Regions from separate parts of the Mus musculus genome. Here region 1 is linked to region 2. The links are chromatin loops, found by intact Hi-C in ENCODE. Cell type or tissue: gastrocnemius. All regions are shown on one strand. Each heading gives the region's core, and the rest is flanking DNA. Links, peaks and the distances in the headings are about the cores only. Region 1 overlaps Slc25a43 (solute carrier family 25, member 43). Region 2 holds the start of Mdrl (mitochondrial dynamic related lncRNA).

The links. Peaks named below come from ENCODE experiments on the same cell type or tissue, not always from the same donor. Only the 100,000 strongest peaks of a DNase experiment are listed, where the experiment ranks them.
Region 1: a loop joins it to region 2, with 5 times the contacts of the local background. A loop is called at or near these places in 16 of 42 quality-filtered maps.

Annotation. Positions count from the first base shown.
Region 1 is chrX:36,756,068-36,765,197 of GRCm38, forward strand. Slc25a43 (solute carrier family 25, member 43) reads left to right here. Exons shown (of 5, transcript NM_001085497.2): 3 at 1,701-1,873. Among named protein-coding and RNA genes, the nearest start is that of Gm23613, 16 kb to the right of the region's middle. In gastrocnemius, for the core only: a CTCF peak has its summit at 4,990 (motif pointing right); DNase peaks (open chromatin) are centred at 5,020 and 5,364.
Region 2 is chrX:36,811,466-36,820,595 of GRCm38, forward strand. It overlaps Mdrl (mitochondrial dynamic related lncRNA), which reads right to left and starts at 5,735. Exons shown (of 2, transcript NR_131979.1): 1 at 5,261-5,735; 2 at 3,303-3,865. In gastrocnemius, for the core only: no CTCF peak of the experiment used is centred there; a DNase peak (open chromatin) is centred at 5,803; H3K4me3 peaks cover 829 bases; H3K27ac peaks cover 761 bases.

The DNA.
Region 1 (9,130 bases), core at 611-8,610, 56 kb before region 2:
CCCAAATGTTTTTGAATGAAAATAGGAAGTTGGTGAGTCTTTTCAAATATATGTTTATTAAATATAATAATGTCTAAGGATAAACAATACCCTACTTATATTCTGCTTCTTCTTCTTTTTTTTTTTTTTTTTTTTTTGATGAACTACATCCCCAGCTCTATCCCGTCTATTAGATCTCTTTGTGTATTTTTAAATTTTTATGTATAGGGGTATTTTGCCTGCATTCATATCCATGTATAGTATGTGTGCAGTGTCCGTGGGAGCTGGAAAAAGGGTGTCAGAGCCTCTGAAACTGGAGTTACAGATAGTCCTGGGCCACAGCCTACATGCTGAGCATTGAACCTGTATTGTCTGTAAGAGTGGCCAGTGTTCTGAAGCACAAAGCCATTTTTCTAGCCCAGAGCTCATGTTTTGAGAGGCAAATTTAGCCTATGTGTAAACTTAAGATGATTCTGAAAACTTCTGGAGATGTGTGAGAGTGTCAGCTAATGCATTATTTGTTCACCATCTTAGATGTGTATGATGCTAACTGGACCTTATGCCATCTAAGCCAGGTCAGGTAGCACAGTTATCACACAATGTCCTTTCCTAGCTTCCAATACTGGATCAAGTGCTCTATGGGAGTGATTTATTTTTATCTTTATTTTTATTTTCTTTGTAAAAGAGAGCGTGTGTGTGTGTGTGTGTGTGTGTGTGTGTGTGTGTGTGTGTGTGTACATGAGTACCTGGGCCCATGGGGGCTAGAAGATAGTGTCAGACTCCCTAGAGCTGGACTTACCGGTGGTTGTGAGCCACCTGCTCCTCTACAAAAACAGTAGGTGCTCTTAAGAGCCATCTCTTCGGTATCATGGAAATGGCTTTTCTCCCTCCCATGTTTCTTTTCATTTTTCTCCTTTTTTGTGTTTCAAACACACAGTAAAGTTCTTAGAATTATAAATTATAAATAGCCGGGCGTGGTGACGCACGCCTTTAATCCCAGCACTCGGGAGGCAGAGGCAGGCGGATCTCTGAGTTTAAGGCCAGCCTGGTCTACAGAGTGAGTTCCAGGACAGCCAGGGCTACACAGAGAAACCCTGTCTCGAAAAACAAAATAAAAAATAAAAAATAAATAAATTATAAATAACCACACACTCAATAATACATCCATTTATATTCTTACTTTATCACATATCTATACATCTTTCAGAGCCATTCATAAATCCATCCTTTTCTTTGGTGATTTCAATACAAGTTATAAATACCAATATACCCCCAAACCCGTCAACATCTGTATCACAAACCCAAGTTCAGCATCTAGTTAGGGTTTATTTTCTTCTGCGTGACGCAGTGTCTCATGTACTCAAGTAGCCCTGGCTGGCCAAAAACCTTGCTATGTAGGTAAGGATGAACTTGAACTATTACTACTCCTCCTGCTTCTGCCACCCAGATGATGGAATTATTGGTGTGTGTCACCACAACTAGCTCTCCAGATCTGTTTACAATTCTTTTAGGTACCATTTATTTACAGTAAACTGTACAACCTGGAGTGACCAGCTCTTACATCTTGACCTAATGGTGCTGTCACACCAGCCCCCTTTTGCTAGTTACACAGCCCCAGACCCCCTCCTATTGCCCTTGTGTATTCCCCAGAGGCATTTTTTTATTTTGGTCCAGACAGTGGTTCCCCAAGACAGCAACCTCTCACTGTACTTGATTCGCAGGTGCTGTTCCCTTCTCTGCTGGCTCCCTTCTAGTTTACATGAACCTGGAAAAAGTCTGGAATGGACCCCGGGACCGCTTTTCTCACCTGCAGAACTTTGCCAATGTCTGTGTGGCTGCTGCTGTGAGCCAGACCCTCTCCTTTCCCTTTGACACTGTGAAGAGAAAGATGCAGGTGCGGAGCATTGGGGAGGGGTGGGGGAAGGGTGCAGTGGGAGGCAGATTACCTTAAAGCACAGTAACCACAAAGAACATTTTGACTCCACCTCCTCATCCTCCCTTACAGCCCCACCACTGAAGAAAGACATTTTTCTACAGAGCTCAGGATTGCTCATGCAAATACTATGCGAACCACTTCTGCTAACCTCTAGGCTACTAGCTTAAGCCAATGCCTAGACCTCTTTTTTAATGTATCCGTCTTCTAGAAAGCTTCCAGATAAGGCTCCCTTTTCTTTCCTGGCCCCTGGTTACATCACTTAATGGTTCTTCTTCCTACGTCACCAGAAAAGGAGGACACCGCAAAATGTAACCTGTTAACTTGCCTTCTTGATGCCACCACAGGGAAGACATAGTACTCTTTCTTGTCACTGTGCCTTTTCTGACTAAAATAAACCAAGAACCATTCAACAAGAGGCCTAAGAAAGAAACTGCATTTCAAAAGGGTGCAACTGGCCATGCACTGCCCTAACAATTGCTAGGGAAACATGTTCACTATAGAGCACAAAGGCAAAACAGAAAGAAAGAGGCTGCAAATTGAAGAATTAGCTTAGCCTGCATTCTTATCAACAAAACCAATCTGATCAGTCGATGATATAACAAGAGGGCGTTACAGCCACATGTGGGTAATCAGAATCCAAGCAAGATCCACTGTTTTGCCATCTTCCCCTAACCCTGCTCACTCGGTTGCTTGCCTACGTCCTTGGCCTCTCTGATATGACTGACATGTTCCTGAAGCTCTGCAGAAATGAATTTGAGGTCATTTGCATGCCACTTGGAATGAGTAGTCCCACTTGTTGGTTTCTCCACATGACTCTGACTTGTTTCTCTAGTTTCTCAATGCCACTCCTCACTTCCTGTTTCCCTGGTCAGTGCCAAAAAACGTGAAGGGACTTGACTCCCCAATGTTATCTTCAGACAAGATGATACTCCACTCTGCCACTCCGATCCACAAAACATCCCATCTGTCTGGGTTTCTTCTCTTCTGCCCTTGTCCAGATGAACCATTGCCACACTGGTATGACTATAGTGCAAATCACAATGAACATAACTTCTGATTTAAAAAATAATGCACATATTAAAACATGGTTTAAAGGGTTGATTTCACATTATGTATGCTTGGTCACAATAAAACAAAGTAATGTACATGTGGTTGTAGAAATTTGAGGAAATACAGCAAAGTAGGGAAAAAAGGAAAATAGCTTAATTCTTCTAATAGTTACTAGTTTTTTTCTGTGCATGTTCATACACACACACATATACTGGCATTATTTTTTAGAAATTGTGTTTGGACTACAAATAAAAGTTGGTAGCTTACTGTTTTTACTTATCACATAGCAGATTCAGCTCCAGGCCATTAACTGTTTAGTTATCAAGTGCTATTTTGCCCTATGAACATCTTAGAAATAGTTAAAATTTCTCAGTTTCTAAGTAATGGGGCTATTTCTAATTCTTAAGTATAACAACACTGTAATGAAACCTCTTGTGTTTTTCACATTATATTCCTAGAAATTTTCTTGCAGGCCACAAGACCTGAAGGAGTATTGAGGACTAAGCCCAAGGACATGTGTGAGTTAGACTAGGATTCTACTACCACTGAGCTACACCCCCTGCCACTGCATATTTTTCTGTGTGCCAAGATCTCCTTAAACTACCAGGACTGGCCTTGATCTCCCCACATAATCCAGGAAAGGCTTCAAACTGAAGAGCTTCCCGCCTCAGTCTCCAGGGAGCTGGGATTTTCAGCATGAGCTACCGTGCCCAGCTCACGTCCTCTCTGTTGCTCATGTGGTTTTTGTTTGTTTTGACATTTATTTATGTATTTATGTATTTATTTATAGATTGTATTTGTATCAGTGCTCTGTCTGCATATACCCCTGTATGACAGAAGAGGGCATCAGACTCTATTATAGATAGTTTTGAGTCATCTCTCCACCTCCTTGTTTCTTTGTTTTAAAGACACGGTTTCTCTGTGTAGCCCCTGGCTGTCCTAGAACTCACTCTGTAGACCAGGCTGGTCTCAAACTCAGAGATCTTCCTGCTTCTGTCTGCCAAGGGTTGGGATTAAAGGCATACGCCACCATGCTGACTCAATGAAATTTACACGAGGCAGAGGTGGGTGGATTTCCATGATTTTGAGAATAGCCTGGTCTACAGAGTGAGTTCTAGGACAACCAGGGGCTATACAGAGAAACCCTGTCTCAAAAAAAAAAAAACAGAGAGAGAGAGAGAGAGAGAATACCTTCTCTCTCTCTCTCTCTCTCTCTCTCTTGCTCCCAGGGACATCCCCAGCATTTTCTTGCCTCTTTTGAGTCTGTCCTAGCTTAGGTAAAGTTTGGTGAGCTCTGGATCTACCTAAAATCGAACCTTGAGGCCTGGGGGTGGGGCTAGTCATCAGAGAGGGTTTCAGGCTGTTCTGTGATATCTAGATGTGAAGCTGAGAGATTTTGGTCTTCTCCATAAATCTTCAGCTTTACTTTCTTTTTCTGGTTGCTAAAACAATGGCTTTCTCTAGGAGACTCTAGCCAACACTACATTCTGCACTAGAATATCACCTTACCATAGCAATCTGCCACCAACCAGGGTAAGAAACACTGAGAGTGAGAATTTGAGTGCAGTCCTACTCATTTTCCCTTTGTGTGGGAACCTTCTAGCTAATGTATATATACTGTGTCAAGAAGCTGCAGTCAAGGCTGCGTATGGTGTCACTTGCCTGTGATCTCAGTGACAGAGGCAAGAAGGTCACAACTTCAAGGTCACCATCATCTACATAGCCAGTTTGAGATTAGCCTCAAGAAAACAAAAACAGAGAAAACAGCTTTCAAATAAATGCAAAGTCATAGTGGTTGTTTTTAAAAACACAAAATAAATGTACTGTAAAATAGGATTAGCATCTAATTATGACTAACATCATAAATGTCATCTGAAGATATAGTAAGCCAACTAATATGACGCAGCCAAAATTTTATTCTTCATGGGTTAGTAAATATAACAATTTGTCCATAATACATATTTTTAAAATTAACACCCAGGACAGAACCACAGGCCTTCAAATGCAAACATGGCATTACCTTCTCTGTCCACTAGGTGTCACTGCAGTAAACACATAGTCTCTGGCCATGGAAAGCTATGAACCAGCAACTTAGTGAGTTACTAACCTCACAGGCCCAGCTCAGAATCGCTTTCAGTTAGGAAGATAAGGGGGCAGAAGCAACAGGAAACGCCTAAAGTTTTTTTTTTTCCTGTAAAGCACATAATGCAATATTCATCAAGAAGAGAAAGCCATAAGAACCACACACTTCCACTGGATCAGGCAGGTTTCCGCACTTCATTTGTCACAAGGGCACCAAGCTGCTGTGACCTGAACACAGTTAATGGTAACATTTGCATTCCATTGGTTTTCTCCATGGCACTGCCCACCATGAAGCAAATCAACAGCAGGTGTCTGGTGGATAGCCAACTGAACAGGGAGTTTTTCCCAGCACCCACAGTGGCTGACGCCTTTGTCTGAGTGCCTGTCTTCATGGGCTTTTATCCAGACATTCGGACATACAATCTGTCTGTCTAATACCACGGCAGGTTGGAACTCTTCTGAACATTAATGACAATAATCAGAAGTCTTGTTTAGCCACCTGAGCCCTTCCTTCACCAGGCTTACATGCATTTTATCCTGCTTTTCTTTTGCTTGCTTGGCCCTGCTAGAGGATGGAGAGGTAAATAATTTATGCATGCGCATGTTTTGAGAGAATGTTTCTCGGGGAGAAGGGTCAGTTGTATGTGGAATGAAATGCCTCTACCTTGTGTGCTTTCACGGACCCTAATGCCACCCTGCCTGAAATCTCCTTTTCCACGTGTCTGTACATTTTAACTCCAGCTCCTCTGGATACAGCCTGGCCCTTCTATCTGCATCTCCACCTGGCTAAGACCCTGGGCCAGAAGATGCTGGCAGCACTAAGTGTATTAAAGAAACAATAGGCTGGGCATAGTGGCATAACCTTTAGGGAGGCAGAGGCAGGTGGATTTTTGTGAGTTTGAAGGTAACCTTGTCTACATAGCAAGTTCAAAGCCAGTCAGACCTACACAGTGAGCTACTGTCTCAAAGGGGTGGGGAGGGTGAAGAAAAGGAAAGGATTTAATACAAGAAAGTATAAGATGGAAGAAATGTTGACAACAAATATTTTATGTGATTAATCTATAAGCCCTATTAAGAACCAAAGAATTATGGGGGGGGGGGGAACTATAATAGTTCCATAGGCAGGTGTATGTGAAAGAGAAGGAGAGGCAGGCTGGGAACACTTTGCTGGGAGTCTGGGGAACAGCTTCGAACATGGGACCTGGAGTCTGGTAGGCCTTATGAAAGAATCAGGAAGGAGGTCCACGAACCCTCCCTCCACTCTGTTGCTCCTATTAGTTATCTCCATTTCACCAAATACAAACCCATGTGCCGTCCTGTTGATTTATACCCCAGTGGACTTTGCCCCCACCACAACTCACAGGGTAAGCAGGATTAGGCCAAGTCAGCATTTGAACTGAAAGTGCATAAAATGAAGGACAAAGGTGGTATCCAAGTGGCACAGCTCAGTGAGCAGAACACACATGGTCAGTGAATAAACAGAGGCCCCAGCCTGCTCAAATAGCCTCCACTCGGACCGCAATGGATACCACCTTGAGCAAGCTTTGCAGATACACAGTCACTTCATTAACCCACTCGGGGCTTCTAATGCTCCATCCTATGTCTTCACCCCCGCCTCCCTCCTCAGTCCTGAGCTCATGGTTCTCACAGCCTGCTGATTTGGACCGCTGAGTAGCACATCTTCACGATCACTTCCAACCCACTGTCTATCAAAGTTACCCATGTTCCCCTAAAACTGTCTTTCTAGACTTTTCCCTTTCTGGGCCATCAGTGTCCTAGATAGCCAAGCTAAGCATCCAGAAGTTAGGCTTGCCTCTGCCGTCCCTTCATCCAACCAACCCAAAGTTCATTTGCTTCTGCATTCATAAGTCTCCTACATGGGTCCTTTTTTTTTTTTTTATTGCCCTGACTCCCAGTCAAAGTCCTTATCAGCTCATAGTGCAGCACATACTGTTCTCTATGAGTGATTCTAAACGTGACTATTAGTACTGAGTGGGAAGATATAGTAGGCACCGGGCCAAGTGGATGTTCATTATGTCATCCAATCCTTACAACAATTCACAAAGTAAGCACTGTTGTTACTATATCTGCGTGTGAGTGCCTGTGTGTGTGTGTGTGTGTGTGTGTGTGTGTGTGTGTGTGTGTGTCACAGTGCACATACAGAAAGAAGTCAGACAACTTACGGGAGTCAGAGATCTCTGTCCGCCACGCAGGGCAGGTTCTGGAGCTTAAACTCAGATCGTCAAGTCTTGGCAGCAAGCACTTTTACCTGTTGAGCCATCTTGCCTATTGAGATGAGAAAACTGAGGCACTGTAGATTACAAGCCCATCTTTGAGCAACGGAACTGGGACAAAGGCCATGCATGCAGGTTTGCCTCCCGGATCAGAGCTCACTTCAGTCCATGGGTTTCTTGCAGAACAAATGTTCTTTTGCCCTGTCACTGTGGCTCCTCTATCACCTTTAGAGAATAAAGGCCGGCCCATTAGCTTGGCATGTTTCCCTCACCGACTTCACTGTGCGTGCTGTATAGAAGCCCTTTGTATAGGGAGTTGCAGAATCAAATGTCTGTAAGAATTCAGAAACAGCATGGACAGGAGAGCTAGGGAGACCCAGATAACGGGCACTCAGCCCCAAACAATAAGCCTTTAAATGCATTCTAAGCCATCGTGCCTTTTGAAAGCATTCTGGAGAACTAAACTCTCTGCTCACAGAATGTGATTAGCATTTAAATATGCGTAGCAGAAAAGAGTGAAGTGAGCTGGTGGAGGCTGCAGCTAAACTGCAAGAGTCTCCTCTCAGAAGGATGGTTGCCATTTAGAAATGCAAGCCCAGTTTTCAAGGGAGCCCCTAAATTTACATCCAGATTGTGATGTGAAATCTTTCTTTCTTTTTTTTTTTTTTTAAGGCTGCAAATAAAAAGTACTGTCTGGGCAAAGCACAACATGCCTTCTTTTGGCCTCTGTTCAATTGAAGCATCCAGTTGCAATAGTGAAGAAGTTCCCCTCCCCCAAGCCCTGAAGACCAAACGTATTTTATATTCTGGTCAACAGGCCTTTGTTCCTGCAGCTACCTCTCTCTGCCTAAGCATCACTTCTGTCTCTGTAAAGGTTCAACTGAACTTACGTTGGTAGTAGTATCTGTTGCTTTTGTTTGCTGGCTTTTCCCACCCATAAGGCACACATTTTCAGATAATGCATAAAGGCAGCTATTTAAGCCTTTGAGAACCACAATGCAGGCACTCTAGCCCACTGGAGAGGGAGTCCTGGGGAAGAAGAAACTAAATTAACTATAGGGTACCTTCTCTGAAAAGGTGGATGCTGTTTTTCACTGACTCCCTCTTCTACTCCCATGTCTATGGGCACAGTCGTTGTATTCCCAAAAGTTGTGGGTGAGTAACTCCTTTTAAAGGGTGCTGTTAGCCTCACCGTGGGTCCTCTCACTTTGACAATTTTCTTCCATAGCATTTTTTCCTCTTTTACCCTTTTTTATCTCAACATCATTGCTCTGCTGTCCCTTCCCTGCCAAAACTACCTCCTGGTAGCAGCTATCTTATTTTCCCAAGCAGAAATAGTCTCCTCAATGCCAGTGTCTTCGTTTGCTTAGTTTTGAGCATCCCTACTCTGGAACTCTGAAAACCAAAATACTCTAAAGTCAGAAACTTGGAGCATCCACATGATGGAAGATTCCACAACTGATCTCAAGTAAAGGACTGCAAACAAATACAGACACGCTGGAAAGACTGTCGATGGGGTGGGGGAGATGGTTATTACATACGCACAAGGGCTTCAGTTTGAATTCCTCAAACCTGTATAAAGCTAGGCATGACAGTAGTGTACTCTAAAATTCTAGCACTCCTCTTTTGAGATAGGGGACAGAATTAAAGGAATCCACAGAAACTCGTGGCCCAGATGGCCTCACCTGCACAGCAGTAAACAGAGATGCTATGTATCTAATAAGACAGAACTGAGGACCACATCTGAGATGTCCTCTAACCTCCACACATAAGACCCAGCACACATGTACCATCACACAGACACACACACACCATATACACATGCATATGAATATATGATAATAAAAAT
Region 2 (9,130 bases), core at 853-8,852:
CCAATCCCCAGGCTGCACTGCACGATTGTCAGCAAAGATGCTGGGTAATGTCAGACACTGCAGATATTTCCTCTCCCTTTCCTTAAAGAGTCAGGAAAGCATCGTCCACAAGGGGGCAGGTGATGGCTGGCCAAATCCAGTCTTAGCAGCAATTCATTTTTTTTGTTTTGTTTTGTTTTGTTTTGTTTTTAATGTTGAAATGTTCCTGAATATATTTTTCGATGATGTTTAAAAGACAATCTTCTCCCAGAAAGACTTGCTCTCTGAACAAGCACAAAAATGGATATTGAAGGCATCCTTCTCCCTGCACTATTAAAAGGGATGTAGATCACCGAGGCATTCAAATTGAGATGTGGTGATGAGCACTGGGGAAGCCCTGGCTGGGGTATGAGACCTGGATTATCAATGCATTATTAGTCTTCCTCCTGTCCATAGCACATGGCTGACCTGCTGTCTGCATCCCCTTAATAAGGCTAGAAGAGGTGGGGGGATGTTCAACAGAATCCAGGCTAAATTATTGTAGAAATACAGAAGAAATGGACTTTTGGGTTTCTCTGTGCAACCCTGGAACTCACCCTACAGACCAGGCTTGAACTCAAACTCACAGAGATCCATCTGCCTCAGCCTCCCCACTGCTGGGGTTAAAGGCATGCACCACCATTGCCTTTGAGAGTTAAGAGCACGGTTCTAGGTCCACAGTGATCTGAGTTCCACTGCCTGGGGCACACTGCTTAGCCTCCTGAGCCACAGTTTCTCATCAGTGAAATGGGGAAAGTAAAACCAGTGGTCACTTCAGAGGGTGCCTGGGAATTTTCAGTGAAACCATGCAGAAATGAGATCATGCCTGCCACACAGTCAGCACTTAGGACATGCTGGTGGGATTTTTGTTCCTGTTGGCAGTTATAATAAAGAAATGTGGTCCTGCCGAATAAGCCGAATGTAGAACAATTGGAAGGTACAAATGGCAGACGAGTAGGGGTTACCCAGAGATGGTGAAAGTGGAGGAGCAGAAGTTGGGAAAGCAGAAAAAGAGGAGTGTTCCAGGCAGAGGGAAAGCGGGGATGCTCAAAGGATGACAAGAGACTACTGGGCTGGCCCTGGTGACTATACTCTGTCAAGGACAGAGTCTGCTGTCATGGGGGTGAGCAGATTACCTGGCCAGCCAAGCCTAACACGGAACCAGCCAGGTTTTGCCGGGAGATTGTGTTGCTACTGTTCTCAACAATAAGGCGTCAGTGAAGGGATTGGAAAGAAAGAATGACTCTCCTCCTCTCTAGGCACAGTATTTATTCATTCAGTCAGTCATTGGTTGATGATATGTGTATGGGTGTTTTGCCTGTGTGTATGTCAGTGCAGCACATCCATGTAGGGCCCGTGAGGCCACAGAAGGATGTCCATTCACCCTGGGCCTGGAGTTGATTTAGTAACTGTCGGTGTTAGGAATTGTACTCGGATCCTCTGGAAAAGGCCAGCGCCTAACCAGCACAACTGCAAAATGCTCATTCCCAGGCCGTATGTCCCTGCAATTTCCTTTCTTTCCCCCAGGAATAATAAACGAAGGAAATTCTTTTTGTAGAGCTTATTGACTTACATTTTTGTGTATATACACTGTATGTGTATGTGTGTGTTCACATGTGTATGCAGGTGTATCTACATGTGCATGCTCATGTGGAGGCCAGAAGTCAACATTAGGTGTCTTCCCTTATCACTCTCCACTATAATTTTGTTCTGTTTGGTTTCGAGACAGGGTTTCTCTGTGTAGCCCTGGCTGTCCTGGAACTCACTATGTAAACCAGGCTGGCCTCGAACTCAGAAATCCACCTGCCTCTGCCTCCCAAGTGCTGGGATTAAAGGTGTGCGCCACCACTGCCCTGCCACTATAATTTTTGAGACTAGATCTCCCATGGAACCTGGAGCCCGCCATTTCAGTTTGGCCAGCAAGCCCCTGGGATCTGTCTATTACTAACCTACCCAGGACATGCCACTGTGCCTGGGCTTTTCTGTTGGTGCTAGGGATCCAAACACAGACCCACATGCTTGCACACCTTGCCTACTGCGGCCATCCTCATTGCTGGGGTTTTGTTGCTGGGTGCTGCGGTAGCTAGGTTTTTAACTTTTTTTTTTTTTTTTTTGAGACAGGGTTTCTCTGTGTAGCCCTGGCTGACCTGGAACTCACTCTGTAGACCAGGCTGGCCTCGAACTCAGAAATTCGCCTGCCTCTGCCTCCCAAGTGCTAGGATTAAAGTCGTGCGCCACCAGGCCCGGCTGGTTTTTAACTTTTACAATTAATTTATTTACTTTATGTGTATGGGTATTTTGTCTATGTGTATGTATGTATACTATGGGCATACCTGGTGCCCAGGCTGGTCATCAGATCCTTTGAAAATTGGGATTTAGAGTTACAGATGTTTGTGAATCACCTAATGCGTTCTCAGAACCACACCTGTGTCCTCTGAGAGAGTAACAAGTGATCTTAACCACTGAGCCATTTCTCCTTCCTTCTGTTTTTTTTTTTGAGATGGGGGTCTCACACTGTGGTAAGATAAGTTTACCTTTCCCTGTTAGCAATCCCAGTAGCTCCTTGACTTGGATCCCACAATGCTGGTCAAATAGATTAGCCCTGGGTATTTCTTGGTTACAGGTCTTGGTGGGAAACTTTGGCCTAAAAGAGCCCCGACCAAGAGATAATAGTAAAATTGTTTTATATTTAGCTTTGGGACATTATACGTGATTTTTTTGGCACTGCATTTCCTTTCCTAAATACGGTTGGTTTAGGATAATATTAAAATTCCTTTTATGGGAGCCAACAGAAGAGAGTGAGTAAATTAATGCCTTTCCAGTCGAGTGGTTATGAGCTTGTAAGCACAGTATGACTTTCGTTCCGGGCAACACTTACTGTTTGTCTTTCTGGGGCTCCCTTTTCCCTGTGCCAAACACAGCCAGCACACTCCACTGAGCATTTTTATAGCCTACACGAAATCTAAGGCATTTTCATGGACTTAGTCTAGTGTTGTACCAAGAACCCCTGCATAAAGTCAACTTCAGGCTACCCACTGTAACACTTGCCCTCTGTGGACTCTGTTGCCTCCTGAAGCCCACTAGAGACTAACTTCTTGTCTTCTCTGGACTGTGCAAATTCCTCTCAGCAGGTTTAGGCAAGAGCAAGCAGGTGGTGTTGACCTGAGATCACCTGACCAGAGCCTGTTGGGAAACAGTTCTCTATGCCAAGGGCAGGACGGGGCCAGGATGTGTGTACAAGGTGAATGGCTATTACCTGTGACGAAGCAAAAACAGCTCTTACCTCAAAGAGAATTAAGACTTTATGAGGGAACATGGCTTCAGGGTATTGCAAATACAAATGAAATAACCATGTTATGAAGGTTTTATAGTAGCAAAAGAAAAGTCATAATCTTTCAATACATTAGTGGAAACATCAGGCAGGTGTTTCCAGCAAACTGAGGCTAACCTCTGCTGTAGGCCTCATGGTATCAGATGGTATCCTTAGCCTTTGGCTTGGGAAAGCTAGTTGTCTGTCAGTACATTTCCAAAGTTTTCACATGGTAGTCACATGGAGATTAAGTCAGATAGACAATCGGGCAAAGAATGGCTTTGAAGGAGGCTAATGATAGTCCATGACATCTGTATCTGCAACATCCCAACTCCACAACCATGAACTTCTAATCAGTCCACCAGGCCTGTAGAATCTTTAACAGAGGGCGTTTTCCTTCTGAGACATTCATTTCATACCCTTTGCACAGGACAGGGTGAAGGGCAGGGTAAGAAACTCAAACCTCCAGCTCGTGAGATGCTTCAGTGGCTAAGATCACTTGCGATTAAACTTGACAACCTGTTTGATGCCCAGGACCTACAGGATGGAAGAAGAGAGCCAACTCCTAGAACATACAAGTCATGGCACATAAGCACTCACACAGACACACCCTCACCCTCACATAAACACATACAAAATAAAAATAAATAAGTGTAATAAAGGAAAGAAGCCCAAACTTGTGAGTGAAAAGACACCTCTTTTGCCTTAGGCAGCTTTCTTTCATTTCCTTCCTAAGATTTTGGAAAACGAAAAACACTTGAAAATAACTGTCTTGGCTAAAACCCAGCATTCTGGCTCAAGACAGGAAGAGAAACTGTCAATTCAGTCTATACCCTGTCTCCTCCCTTGCCAACACCCCAATACCATAACAATGCTTTTGGGAAGCTGAGGCAGAAGGACTCCCACTTGCTTAAGGTCAGCTTCGACTACATTGTGAGGTTTTTTTTTTTTTTTTTTTTTTTTGGTTTTTCGAGACAAGGTTTCTCTGTATATCCCTGGCTGTCCTGGAACTCACTCTGTAGACCAGGCTGGCCTCGAACTCAGAAATCCGCCTGCCTCTGCCTCCCGAGTGCTGGGATCAAAGGCGTGCGCCACCACGCCCGGCTCTACATTGTGAGTTTTAAACAAGCTGGGGATACAGTAAGTGCTTATTTAGGAATAAAAAGAAAGAAAAGGTAAGTTAAGATAGAAGAAAGGAAGACAGGAAGGAGGGAACGAAATAAACAAAACATCTAGCTTTCTTACATATTTACATAAGCATCTCTCCCTCATTTTCATTTATTTATTTGTGCGTGAAGCTGGGTATTAACATTTCGTCTAGGCTCTGCCCCACAGTTACCTGGCTGTTGCCAGGTATGCCTGACTCACTATAAAAGGGGCTGCTTGCTCCCTCCTCACTATCGTACCCTCCCTTCTCTGCCCCTTCTCTCCCCATTCCTCTCCCTGTCTCTCTCCACGTGTTCATGGCCGGCCTCTACTCCTCTTCCCCCCACCCCCCCTCTGTCTCTACTCCCTTCCCATGCCCTAAATAAACTCTATTCCATACTATACTCGTCATGTGATTGGTCCCTCAGTGGGGGAAGGGATGCCTCAGCATGGGCCCCCGCAGAGGCACCCTCTTCCCCAGCACCATACCGCGCCTCTACCAAACATCCCTGGCTTCCTTTTCTTTTTTTATAAAACACAACACTAGGAATCACTTATTCCTGCACGGGCAACATGTATAACCCTACAGTGCCAAAGTCCCAACGCATAACTGACTTGCAGGTACCAGGTCATCACTCTCCCTCCCAAGCTGGTACCCAACCTCTCACAGGCCATCTGTGTTACCTCCACATTCTGACAGCCCCTCCCTCCTCATTCCCCTTGGAGGCCATCCATGCATAAACAAACATGCAGCATTTTAGACCCGATGAAATCATCCTTACTCACGTTTATATTCAGGGCGACTAGCAGAGTGCAGAACCTATGTGTGCCTTTGAAACAGTCACTTGATTGACTAACCACAAAGGTGACCTAACTGTCTTGGAGAAGTGTCTGCATTCAGGGCTCAGGTTCAGTCAGGATTTCCCAAGACTAAAATTCACAGAATAAAATAAAACCACTCTGTCCTTGCTTAATATAAACAATTCATTCTCTTTCGGGATAGCGCTCAGAGTGCCCAGATGCGCGTGTTCTCTTCCCTACTCTGTACAGAGTATTAAGGCAGAGCTTAGGCCTGGCTCTTCCGTAGTTGATGATTCCCTAAGAGGACGGATGAAGAGACTGGGGTAACTCTCACCCACAGGGACTCCTTCCGCACAGTTGGAAATTAAAGCGCAGGAGTTTAGCCAGTGCTGTTATCTCAGGTTTCCTCAGCCCCTCCCAGGGCTAGCTTTCCCAGACAGCACTGCCTCCCCTTCTCGCTGCCCTCCTCCCCTCCCCCACCTTTCTCACTCCCCACCTCACCCCGCCCCCACACTACTATGGCAAGGCGGAAGGGCTGGCTTTCTGCACTTGATCCCTAGTAAAGAGCCCAAGGAAGAAAGGAGAAGGGAGGAGAGGCAGCTGCCTCTCAGCCTGCCCTATTCTGACTGGCTGATCAGCTCAAGGAGGCAGCAGAGCAGAATGGTATAGAAAAGAGACCAGAGTCGCCCCAGGCAGGAATTCTGACTCTACCGCTTACAAATGGTGTGCTGTAGGGCACGCCGCTTTGTTTCTTTGTGTTTCCATTTCTTTGACTGTAAAGCGTGGAGGACTGACAGCTGGACCCTTTTTAAAGAACCAAGCTAGGAACGCAATGAATGAGTCAAAAGACTGGGAAGCCTTTAAGAGTGCCCGGCATATAGTAAATGCAATATGTGTTGTTTTGTAAAGTGTAATCGTTTTATTAATTCTTTGAGACTCAGCCCCTAACTACTCACAGATTTACCTCCCACCTCGTTCCTACCTTCTTTCTTTCTCTCTCTCTCTCTTTTTTTTTTCAAGACAAGTGTTTCTCTGTGTAACAGCCCTGGCTATCCTGGAACTCGTTTTGTGGACTAGGCGCACCTCGAACTCAGAGAGATCTGATTGCCTCTGCCCCACAAGTGTGCCACTATATCCTATTAATTTTTAATACAATATTTGAATGATCTCAATATATAAAATGCAGTTTGATCACAATCACTCCCACTGCCTAATAATTCCTCCTGGATCCATCCCCACTGCCCCAGCCCCTGCCCACTTTCATGTTTTCCCTTTTTAAAAGGGACAAAAACAAAAAAAATTAAAAAAAAAAACCCACTGAGTTCAATTTGTATTGCCCATATACGAATGTGTGTGGGTTTTTTTTTTTTGTGTTTTTTTGTTTGTTTGTTTGGTTGGTTGGTTCTTGTTGCTTTTTCAGAGGCAGTGTCACATAATCCAGTTTGGCTTCAAACTTACTATAGAGCTGGAGATAACCTTGAACCTCTGATCCTTCCAGTTCCACCTCCCGAGGGTTGGACTGCAAGGCACTATTCCTGCTTTCTCTCTCTCTCTCTCTCTCTCCTCTCAACCATCTGTAATGAGATTTGATGCCCTCTTCTGTGGTTTCTGAAAACAGCTACAGTGTACTTATGTATAATAAATAAATCTTTTTTAAAAACATAATTATAGCCGGGCAGTGGTGGCGCATGCCTTTAATCCCAGCACTTGGGAGGAAGAGGCAGGCAAATTTCTGAGTTCGAGGCCAGCCTGATCTACAGAGTGAGTTCCAGGACAGCCAGGGCTACACAGAGAAACCCTGTCTTGAAAAAACAACAACAACAACAACAAAAAACATAATTATATTTTAAAAAAGACTGGTCCAGACTACATAGTGAGACTCTTGTCTCAAACAAAAAATATTAACGAGACTGGAAGTGATGGTGCATCCCCTTAAACCCAGCGTTTAAGAAGCAGAGATAGGTGGCTCTTTGTGGGTTTCTGGCCAGCCTGGTCTACATAGCAAGTTGCAGGCTAGCTAGGGCTATATCGTGAGATTTTTGTCTCAAAAGATTAATTCATGAAAATCCATTGTTTCAAAAAGGGTTCGGTGGTAAAACATATAAGCATGCATGAGTCCCCAAGGTTCCATTTTTAGCACTAGAAAGCAAAACGAAACAAACAAAATGATAAAATTTGTACTTTGCTACCGTTTTCCTTGGGCTGTTCTTACAGCCTGACTAAGCCCTTGGGGAGCTGAGAAAAACCCTCGGAGAGTTTCTCCAGTGGTGCCTTCAGGGAAGAGTTGTTCTGGCAGCTGAGCTGGGCTAAAAGCTCAGCATCCCCAAAGATGTATGTGCTGCTATGGCAGCAGGCCTGGGGAGACCTGGGAGGAGGGAGAAGCCACAAGACTGCCCAGCAAGACATCAACCCAGCATCCATTAGAACTCTTTCAGCCAGAATGGCACTGTGCAACGGGGACCCCAGAGGTTCCCTGTGCTCTTCAAATGTGGGGCTGCATTGCCACCCTGACCCCTCCTAGGCCTCTTATTTCTGCATCAGCCTTATATAGAGTATGCCTTCCAAGTGGCACAGCCTCAGAAGGGCATCCACAGTCAGCTCCTCTAGGTTAGGTGGCAGAGGGGTGAGTCTTTGAGAGAAACCAGAGACTATCAACTAGGAAGGCTTCAGAGCTTCTAGAGGGGTCCTTGACAGCCTTCCATTTCCCTTAGAGGTGCCCCCCAAACATACTGATGACCCTGATAGCACACAAGCACATTCCTTTGGCTTCAAGCTCAATCAGGGCTGGACCCAGCTGTACAGCAAGCAATTCAAGGGCATCTCACCTCTCACCCAGCTCAGATCTTGCCTACACAGGGTTTATTTTACTGTGGTTCTAGAGAAATGGCGGGGGGTGGGGGGGTGGGGGGTGGGTGGAGAGATAGTCCTAACAATCAGTATACACACGTGGACTCAGCAAACGTTTGTGGAGTGCCTGTTAAGAACAAAGTCCCATACCACATACTGAGGAAGGGGGAAGAGAATACAAGGATGAGTCAACTGTATCAGGGCCCTTTTGGACTTTGTCCTCTGACAGTGAAGTGCTCTCTAGCAATTCCTCTACCCCCCCTCTCTCTATGTGTAAGATGGCACATAAAGTAAAAAGTTGAGTTCAGTTCCCAGATCCCAGAATAAGAAAACTGATTCCTGAAAGTTATCTTCTGGCCTCTACATGCACACAGCGGCACTAGTGTATATGCACTCATGATGTGCATAAATCACACACACACACACACACACACACACACACATACACACACACACACAGAGAGAGAGAGAGAGAGAGAGAGAGAGAGAGAGAGAGAGAGAGAGAGAGACTTTAGGAGATGTCCCTTATACTATTTTAAATCATTCAATGTTGTATAAATTTAAACATACATGTGTATGTATGCACACACATCCATGCGCAACATCCACTGAGCACATACACTAAACTGGGTACTCCTAAGTGCTGTGGATACATACAAGAAAAGAGAGAGAGAGAAAATTTTAGCCCAATGAGAGGCAGAGAACTAGGAAGGCAATTGTGTATAGTACCACAGGGATGGCAAGCGAGGGAGAATGATTAATTGACAGGCGGGGATTGTCCTTAAGAGCCCAGAGCCTCTACCGCTGTAGAACATGGCTGCTGTGTGAGTGAATGGCGCCCCCTAGAGTTTCACACTGCAATTTATGCCCCACTCCCCAGGCTGGAAGATGAGCAAAACCTGGGAGGCACTGGAGAACCAAAGGTGGTCCAAACTGGCTGGAGTAACTACAGATGGAGTGTGGAAGCTGGAAACACATCATTATTTTGTAATGATGAAAGACAGGACT